Linked DNA regions of Homo sapiens: region 1 is linked to region 2. Evidence: chromatin loops called from intact Hi-C (ENCODE). Cell type or tissue: gastrocnemius medialis. All regions are shown on one strand.

Evidence for each region. Hi-C counts contacts between places; a loop is a spot of excess contacts. Peaks named below come from ENCODE experiments on the same cell type or tissue, not always from the same donor. Only the 100,000 strongest peaks of a DNase experiment are listed, where the experiment ranks them.
Region 1: a loop joins it to region 2, with 2.2 times the contacts of the local background. A loop is called at or near these places in 1 of 110 quality-filtered maps.

The regions. Positions count from the first base shown.
Region 1 is chr6:14,439,348-14,443,347 of GRCh38, reverse strand. The region is part of intron 2 of LOC105374942 (a long non-coding RNA gene); the gene reads left to right. The region is part of intron 1 of LOC101928331 (a long non-coding RNA gene); the gene reads right to left. Among named protein-coding and RNA genes, the nearest start is that of LINC01108, 160 kb to the right of the region's middle. RefSeq lists an enhancer at 1,234-1,932. In gastrocnemius medialis, no CTCF peak of the experiment used is centred here; DNase peaks (open chromatin) are centred at 1,737 and 2,240; H3K4me3 peaks cover 462 bases; H3K27ac peaks cover 1,738 bases.
Region 2 is chr6:14,538,440-14,542,439 of GRCh38, reverse strand. No RefSeq gene overlaps it. Among named protein-coding and RNA genes, the nearest start is that of LINC01108, 250 kb to the right of the region's middle. RefSeq lists an enhancer at 1,716-2,286. In gastrocnemius medialis, no CTCF peak of the experiment used is centred here; a DNase peak (open chromatin) is centred at 1,969; H3K27ac peaks cover 2,224 bases.

The DNA.
Region 1 (4,000 bases), 99 kb after region 2:
TTATTTGAAATGCTTGGGACTTAGAAGTGTTTCAGATTTTGGATTTTTTCAGATTTTGGAATGTTTGCATACGCGTAATGAGATCTTGGGAATCTCAGGCCCTATGTCTAAACACAAAATTCATTTATGTTTTCCATGCAACTTATACCCATAGACTGATGATAACTTCATACAGTTTTAAAGAGAATTTTGCACATAAACAAAGTTTGTGTCCTTTCGTATATGTGTCTGGAATTTTCCACTTGTGGCATCCTCTCAGTGCTCAAAAACTTTCTGAGTTTTAGAGCAGTTTGGATTTTGGATTAAGGATGCTCGAATTGTACCAATATAACAAAAAAGGGAGCAGCAGGAATTTAGGGATTCGATGGGAAAATGTGTAAGGTGCAGTGCGTTTTTCTTTGTGCCAATGGGAAGGGACAATTTGTCCACTTCCTGGAATTCGCAGGAAAGCCCCTCAGAGCAGGGTTAATAGCAGCCTGTATTTTTGAAAGACTCTGTGTTAGTCAGATAAGGAAAGTTCAGATAAGATTTTAAATATTCTCACCTCTAAACAACCTTTATGCCAAAGCTGTCATCCCTTTAATACATATATGCATGCATATACACATGTAAATATATATTATATAGGTATATATACATACACATATGATTTATGTATACCTATATAATATATATTTATATAGGTATACACACACGGGATATTCTATACTTACACCACTTATGGCAATTATTTTTAAAATCTCCCTGCTTTTTCTCTTGTTCATCTCTGCCCCCTCCCAAGATCCTGGCTTGCCCTCCTGATGCCCGCAGGGTCAGGACCAGATCTAGGAGAAATGAGGAAGTCGCAAAGTGGCATGTGTAGACTGCGTGGTTTGCTGAGAGCCTTCAGTATGATGACAGGGTAGCGCTAGGCTCTTAGGTCCGCCGTGAATCTAAGTGCAAGTCAGTTATGCTTGGCTCAAGCTCTTTACCCTCTAAGTAGATTTCCCAGGGAGTTTCAGAAACACCAGCACAGGACGGAGGAATTTTCCGAGAGTGCGTGCTCCTGCATTAGCGGGTGTACGCAAGAGCCAGAGAAATCTGGGCTCTCATATTCACTGGGCTCCCACTGGCTAGAAAACTCAGGGTCTAAACTCCAGCGAACATTCTCAAAAGAATCAAAGAACCTCTCTACCTCTTCCTACATTGTGTGGCCACTGTTGACTCTCTCCCACAGCACTCCCAGAAATTGTTCTGGATCTTTCCTAGAAGACAGCTTAGGGACATTTATCTTTCCCCTGTCCTCCTTGGTGACAGCATGTGTGGACCACTCCCCACTGGTTGGCATCTCATCTCGGCCCCTTTGCCTCATTTCTACGCTGCAGAGAGTTTCCCACAAAATTTTCCCACAAATTTTTTTTTTTAGCATTTAGCGGGGATTTCACCAGCAAAGCAAAAGACTCTGCCTGCAGGCTGATTGGTTGCAAAAGAAAAGGTGAAGACATTTCTGAAGAATGGTCCCATTTGAGAAGCGAAAAGCAGCCCTGGTCAAACTTGTGGCCTAGTCCCCTGTGAGTGTTTTTGTCGCTCAGTAGACTGCTTCTGCCACTGTTTATCCAGCACAGGGAAGGTGCTTTGAATAGATGTCTTTGCTGACACGGATCCCTTTGCTTTGTGAATAGGGCGATTACTGAACAATGAAGCTGTTACATTAGGAGCAGGAGCTGGCTGGAGCCAACAAATCTCCTCTACGTTTACAGAGCTATAATTATCCAAAGTTTCAAAACACAATGGTATCTGCTGAGAGGGAACATCTGGGAGGGAACCAAGCCATCCCAATTAAAGGAGCGATGCACAGCCCATGGACTGGATGAGTCCGCATTAATGGGGTGGTGATTTTTTTAGATGTCACTCAAGTTAACAAATGTGCTGAAAGGTTTAAGCAGAACAAATGTGCAGGGGGATAAAAAAATCACATCAAGAAGAGAGATCTGTTTTATAAGAACATCTACAAATTGGTTGCAGAAAGCATTCCAGGCTGCTGTTATGAACACTAATCAAGAGAAAAATGTTTCATGAGGTTTTTCCCATATGAAAATAAAAGCTTTTTCCAGTTGCCATTTCATTTCAAAATAAATTCTTTTAACCTCCAGAGGACCCCGCGTGACAGAGTGGGGTGGGAGGACAGCATTGTGGGGAGGTCTGAGTGGTTCGGGGTTATGGGGCTTGTGCCGGCACTTAGGCTCACCATAAAGATTAGGGGAAATTGGTTGTTTTGAGAGATTGGAGACTTGATCCTATAAATAGATTTGGCCCAGATAGTAGCGCTGGACTCCGCTTTGCCAATGAAGTTTACAGCATGCTCTCCGCCGTAACAATCTGTCCTAAAATGGGTATGGGCCACATGCTTAGGGCTCCTGAGCACTTCAAGACCTACAATCTAAATCAAGGGTCTATTGCACCTATTACATAAGTTGAGGGCAATTCTTCCAGGTTAAAAAAAAAAAAAAAAAAAACTAAAAGAATAGTTATGAGGGCAGTAACAAAACCAGACAAAAGAATCTCTTATTCATCATCTTATACCTCTGGGAATGTTTGCTCTAATGGAGTGAGAGTTCCATCGGGGGCGGGGAGTGGGGCCAGCATAGAGGATTATTTCTTCAATTATGCTTCCTTCCCATCTGTTTGGGGGCACTGCAGCAGCATCACACAAGGACTCAGCTCAGTTCTGAAGGCAGAATCTGGAAAATGATTTGGGTCATCACAGGCTATACAGCAGAGCCCACAGTAGGCTAAATCAGGAAAGTGGGGTGTTGGACAGGTTTTTCCCAAGCTGTCCTTTTCTGGGCTTTTGCTGATGCTCCTGCTGCAATGGGGTCCCTCCCCACTTTCAGTGCCCTGTTGGTCCCCCTTCTGATTGTTTCCCACAGAAGTACACTAAAACATGCTGACAGAGCACTTGCTAGCTTTCACTTACTCCAAAGGGAGAAAAAGTTTAAGTCTCTTTATCAACTTTCCCATAGGTATTTGCATGATTATTGCCGCAAAAGCAGTATTATAGCAACATAAAAAATGAATAATTAAAAACAGTTACCAATTAACCCACCACCCTACTACCATTTGAGTACCCCTAAGCCCATTTGTTCGCTGAGCCTTCACCTGCTTTTTCCTTTCTGCTTTGTGAAATATTTGCCTATTTCTAAGTTTTACTATGGAAGGTAATACCACCATCAACACGTGCATTCTTTTTAACCTTCTGTGAAAGATCTCTCCAGAAATCTTGGACCGATGCACAGTACTGGGAACTGAATTGTGCCAAAATTCATATGTTGAAGTGTTAACCCCCTGTATTTGGAGATACAGATGTTAGAGAGGTAATTAAGGTTAAATTAGGTCATAAGGGTGCAGCCTAAATCCATATGACAGGTGTTCTTATAAAAAGAGAAAGAGAAAGCCGAGATCTCTCTCTTCCTCCATGTACACAGAAGAAAGATCACTGGAAGACACAGAGAGAAGGCGGCCATCTGCAAACCAAGGAAAGAGGCCTCAGGACAAATCAAATCTGCAATGCCTTGATCTTGGACTTACAGCCCCCAGAACTGTGAGAAAATCAATGTCTGTTGTTTAAGCCTCCCCGTCTGTGGCATTTTGTTATGGTAGCCCAAGTAGACGAATACACACAGTGTTGGGGTTGAAAGGTTAGGAAGAGAAAAGCAGCCTTTGACATTAGGAGCAGGCCTGGCCCTCACAGCTAGCCCATGTGTTCTCCTGCTGAACACAAACAATTTCACAGAACTCTAACATCAGATAAGGCCACTCTGAGGCCACGAAGGGTCAGGACAAGAAAAAGGCCACCGCACAATCGTGTCTGAATCCAGACAAATACACAAACCACAAAAATGACCCAGGCATCTTCCTATCCTGGATAAATGAATGACTGCCACAGCTTTCTTACCCATTTTAAGCTTTAGCCTTGCTCTAGTTTTTTTTCGCCTTCTAGATTAGATTTATTCATAGAACT
Region 2 (4,000 bases):
TCTTTTGTAGCACAGTTCTGGTTTCACCTCTCCTGGTCACCCCATCCTCCCTAGTAGCTTCAGTTACTGTCCCCTGAGCACCAGAGGACGACTGCTATGCCAAGCCTCACGTGGCTGCCACTGAGGGCCACAATAAAGAACTCACAGGCTTCCTGCTTTGCTTAGAATGTTTTGTATTTAGGGATATCTATTATACAGAGGCAGTTCGTGTTCTTCCCTCACCTACTATATCCATTAAGTACTCTGTGCCCAGATTTCAACTAAGTTTTCTTGCTATAAAATACTAACAAAAGAATTAAGTTATGCCCACATGGTGCTACCCTCCTTTAACCTCAGAAACCATGTGATATTTGACTTTGTATCTCCAGTCTTGAACAGAGACTCAGAAATATGGTAGACACTTAAACATTGATGAATGAACGAACCAATGCATGGTTTTGTGGTAAGAGATTTTCTTCCCCTCTACATGACCACATTTTCCATCTCGTGAAGCTCAATTAAGATGGTTGAAGATACAGACAGGTGGATGTTCAGGTTTCTTCACAGCGTTCCTGGGATCATACTCGAACCTACAGGACTCTCAGCAGAATCCTGGATACAGGCACACCCTTGCTATTTTCACAGAAGGTGGAGAACTGGACCCTATTTTCCTTTTCTTACCCTGCTTTCTTGCTTTTCCCGGGGCAGAGAGAGGTGTTGAGCATTCTATAGGTACATTTTTTGATATCAGGCCATTTACAGTCTATTGTCCAAAATAAGTGGCCCACATGCCTCTGACCCTCAAGGGACTTGTTCTGGTTGCCTTACCCGTACATTTTAGTGCTTGGTCATATTCCGTTTAGAATGTCATGCCTCATTCTGTGGTCTTTCGGCTGGTTTTGTTTATTGGCTGTTTGTTTTGTTTTGCTTTTTTCTTTTATTTTTAAGGGCATTCTTTCTGATTAGGCAGAAATTCTCAGAAGGCATGCATTGAACTTCCCACTGTCTTCATCAGAGCTGAACATAGGCCTAGGCAAACAGCAGGTGCTCAGTAAAAGGTTGAACCAATGGAATCAAACAAAACCCTATCTTTCTAATTCATCTTCCTCCAAGCTTCTGCGATGACTAAGTCCAGGATGTAGCAACATAATCCTGAGTGTGGATTTTTAAAAGGGGGAAAATGAGAAGAATGGCAAGGTAGACAAAGATAGCAGGCACAAGATGAAAATACCAAGACTGACACCCACCCCACCTGGCCCTCAGCTCCTGATGAAAAGAAACCAAAGCCCTCGGATTCACTTCAATTGCTCTCTGGACCTGAAATGACTCCCTCCCCCAGGCCTGTAGGAAAATTCAATTAAAGGGTCCATCTGCGAGGCAGCAGCTGAAGGGGAATGACAGTGGGGAGGCCCACATTTTCATAAAAAGCTCTTCTCCTCCTAGCCCGCCCCCTCCTCTATGCACCCTCCCCTGCTTGCTTATTAGGCCCAACCCTTACCTCTAAACTGCAATTCTCTCCAATTAGGCGGGCTCAGAGGAGCAGCTTTCATCTGCTCCTTTCAAATGCGCGCACGGGAAAGACTGGGTACATCCCACAGACACGAGGCTTGCTGGGAGAGAGCGAGAAAACCCGCAAAAATAGCCCACAGAGGCTGGGAGCTAGAAGCCCCCTAGCCCAGTTAAGCCCCCTGCCTCAGTGGGCTTAGTGGCCGTGCACTGCTGGGCATGAGTTCTGCAGGCCATCCAAACCGAAAGGCAAGACACTAGTATTAATACTACTAATAATAAAAAATCACGACCAGGCAAGCTTTCTGGGCTTCAGTGAGAAACAAAGAGAAAGGCAGAAGGGAAGGATTAAATGGGATGACCTCCAAAACAAGCCTTCACCCTCCTGAGCCTTCTCACCCACAGGGCTGCCTGCCTGCATTAGTGTTTGTTTTGGACAAAGGGAGCCGGGCCACGCTGCTGGCCGCAACGATGGTGGCTCTGGCCAAGGGGCAGGTAAGAAATCCACCATCCTGTGACTCACTGTCATCTGGCAGGGTTGACTGAGGCTATTTTAAACATGAAGGATGGCCCTTCCAGGGAGTGAGTGCCTCTTCCTTCTGTCCACATTCCCTTCAAACCCACCAGTGCTCATGACAGTCCTGTGGGGCAGGACTGAAGCACAATCTCCACAAAGTCCTCCCAACCCTGAGCCCCAGAATGTCCTGCGGTACCCTCTGAGGACTTCTTATCTACCTTGGCAACTTCTCAGGCCTCCTTCCCACTTCCTTCTGCCCCCTTTTGATGATCCGTGTTGAGAGAACATAGGTAAAAGGGCGGCTCATTGCCCTCCTTTGTACCTAAAGCTGGAGGAAGCAGAATCTGGCACATGAGAGTTGACTTAACATAGGCCCGTATGAGGCTGGGCGCTGGGACTGGTGTACATATTTGTCTGCTCGGGATTTTTGCCCTAACAAAGCACCACAGCCTGGGGGGGCTTCAGCAACAGAAATGTACTTTCTCATGGTTTTGGAGGCTGAAGCCCGAGATCCAGGTGTCCACAGGCTTGGTTTCTCCCGGGGCCTCTCTCCTTGGCTTGTAGGTGGCATCTTCTCCCTGTGTCCTCGCGTGGTCTTCCCTCTGTGTGTGGCTGTTCCTCCTCTCCTCTTCTTATAAGGACATCTGTCCTCTTGGGTTAGGGCTCCATCCTAATTACCTCGCGTTAACTTAATTACCTCTTTAAAGAACTTATCTCCAAATAAGGTCACATTCTGAGATACTGAGGCTTATGACTTCAACACATGAATTTTGGGAGGGTTGTGGGGGAGACACAATTCAGTCCATAACAGTATGCCTTGGTTGTTCTGCCTAAAAAATGACCTATTATTTACCACTTTAATCACAGGACTTCAGAAGTTTTAGGGCTTCGAGGAGACATCAACTTTTCCAAGGACTGGAGCCTTCTAAGGAAAGGTCTTCACTCGTTGGTATTAGTGTGCTCCCAATTTATTAAGTGTAAAATAGAATTGGGACACTGCTCATAGCTACTATATAAAATGAGATAGAGAGGATCCTATCACGTGAATTCTATTAATTTAATCAAGACATAGTCCAGAACATCTATTTCTGGCCCTGAAGTAGCTAATGTACCTCAAGGATACATACAAATGGAGTAAACTCACCTCCCTTTCTTGGTCAAAATCCATCCAGGTCCCACCAGCCTCTTGAGACCCCTCATCATCCTTCAAATGTGGCCTCGTTCCACCTTTTTTTTTCTCTGAGCCTTTGCACAGGTTGTTTCTCCTTCTTGAAATGTCCTTTGCCTTCTTAGAACTGCAGAGCATTACAGAAGGAAAGGGGAGACTAGATTAGTCATAAATATTCTCTGGCTTCCGTTCTGAGAAGTCGGCTGTCCTCTCAAATTAGACATTAGACTAGAAAGGCTTAAACTCTTTCATTCTTCCAAGACTGTCAATGTCATGGGATTCCAGGGAATGCCTAGCCCACATTTCTCTCTTTTAAATGAGGGGCTTATGCAGACAGGCCTTTGATGACCGTGAGCTCCAGCATCCTGGTCACCCTCTTTCAACAGCTTGGGCCACACTCTAAGCTTGACTCCTCTGGTGAGCTGGGGCAGTGGAATGGCTAGAGATGAATGAAACAGTGAAAAGTGATATGGTTGGTGTGATGTTAATGATGTTTGTTGTTGTGATAGTGTTAGAATAAATTATTTTTTATTTTGGCGTTGTAAGTGTTCAGTATACTTAGTAGTGCTATCAATTATATTGAACACAGATCATAAAAAGATACTCATCTGGTAAAATATTAACAGTATGGTTTGGCAACTGTAAGTATGTTGAGCTACAAAAAAACTACAAAATCTATTCTGTTGATTGCGTTCATGGGAAACCAGAGTCTGCTAGAATTGTGTGTGTGTGTTTTTATTTATGGCTCTTTTCTTCCTTTTCAAGCATATCACCTGCTAGTCTTCAAAAAAAATCTCACTCCCTGGAAGAACCCTAGCCTTGGAACAACC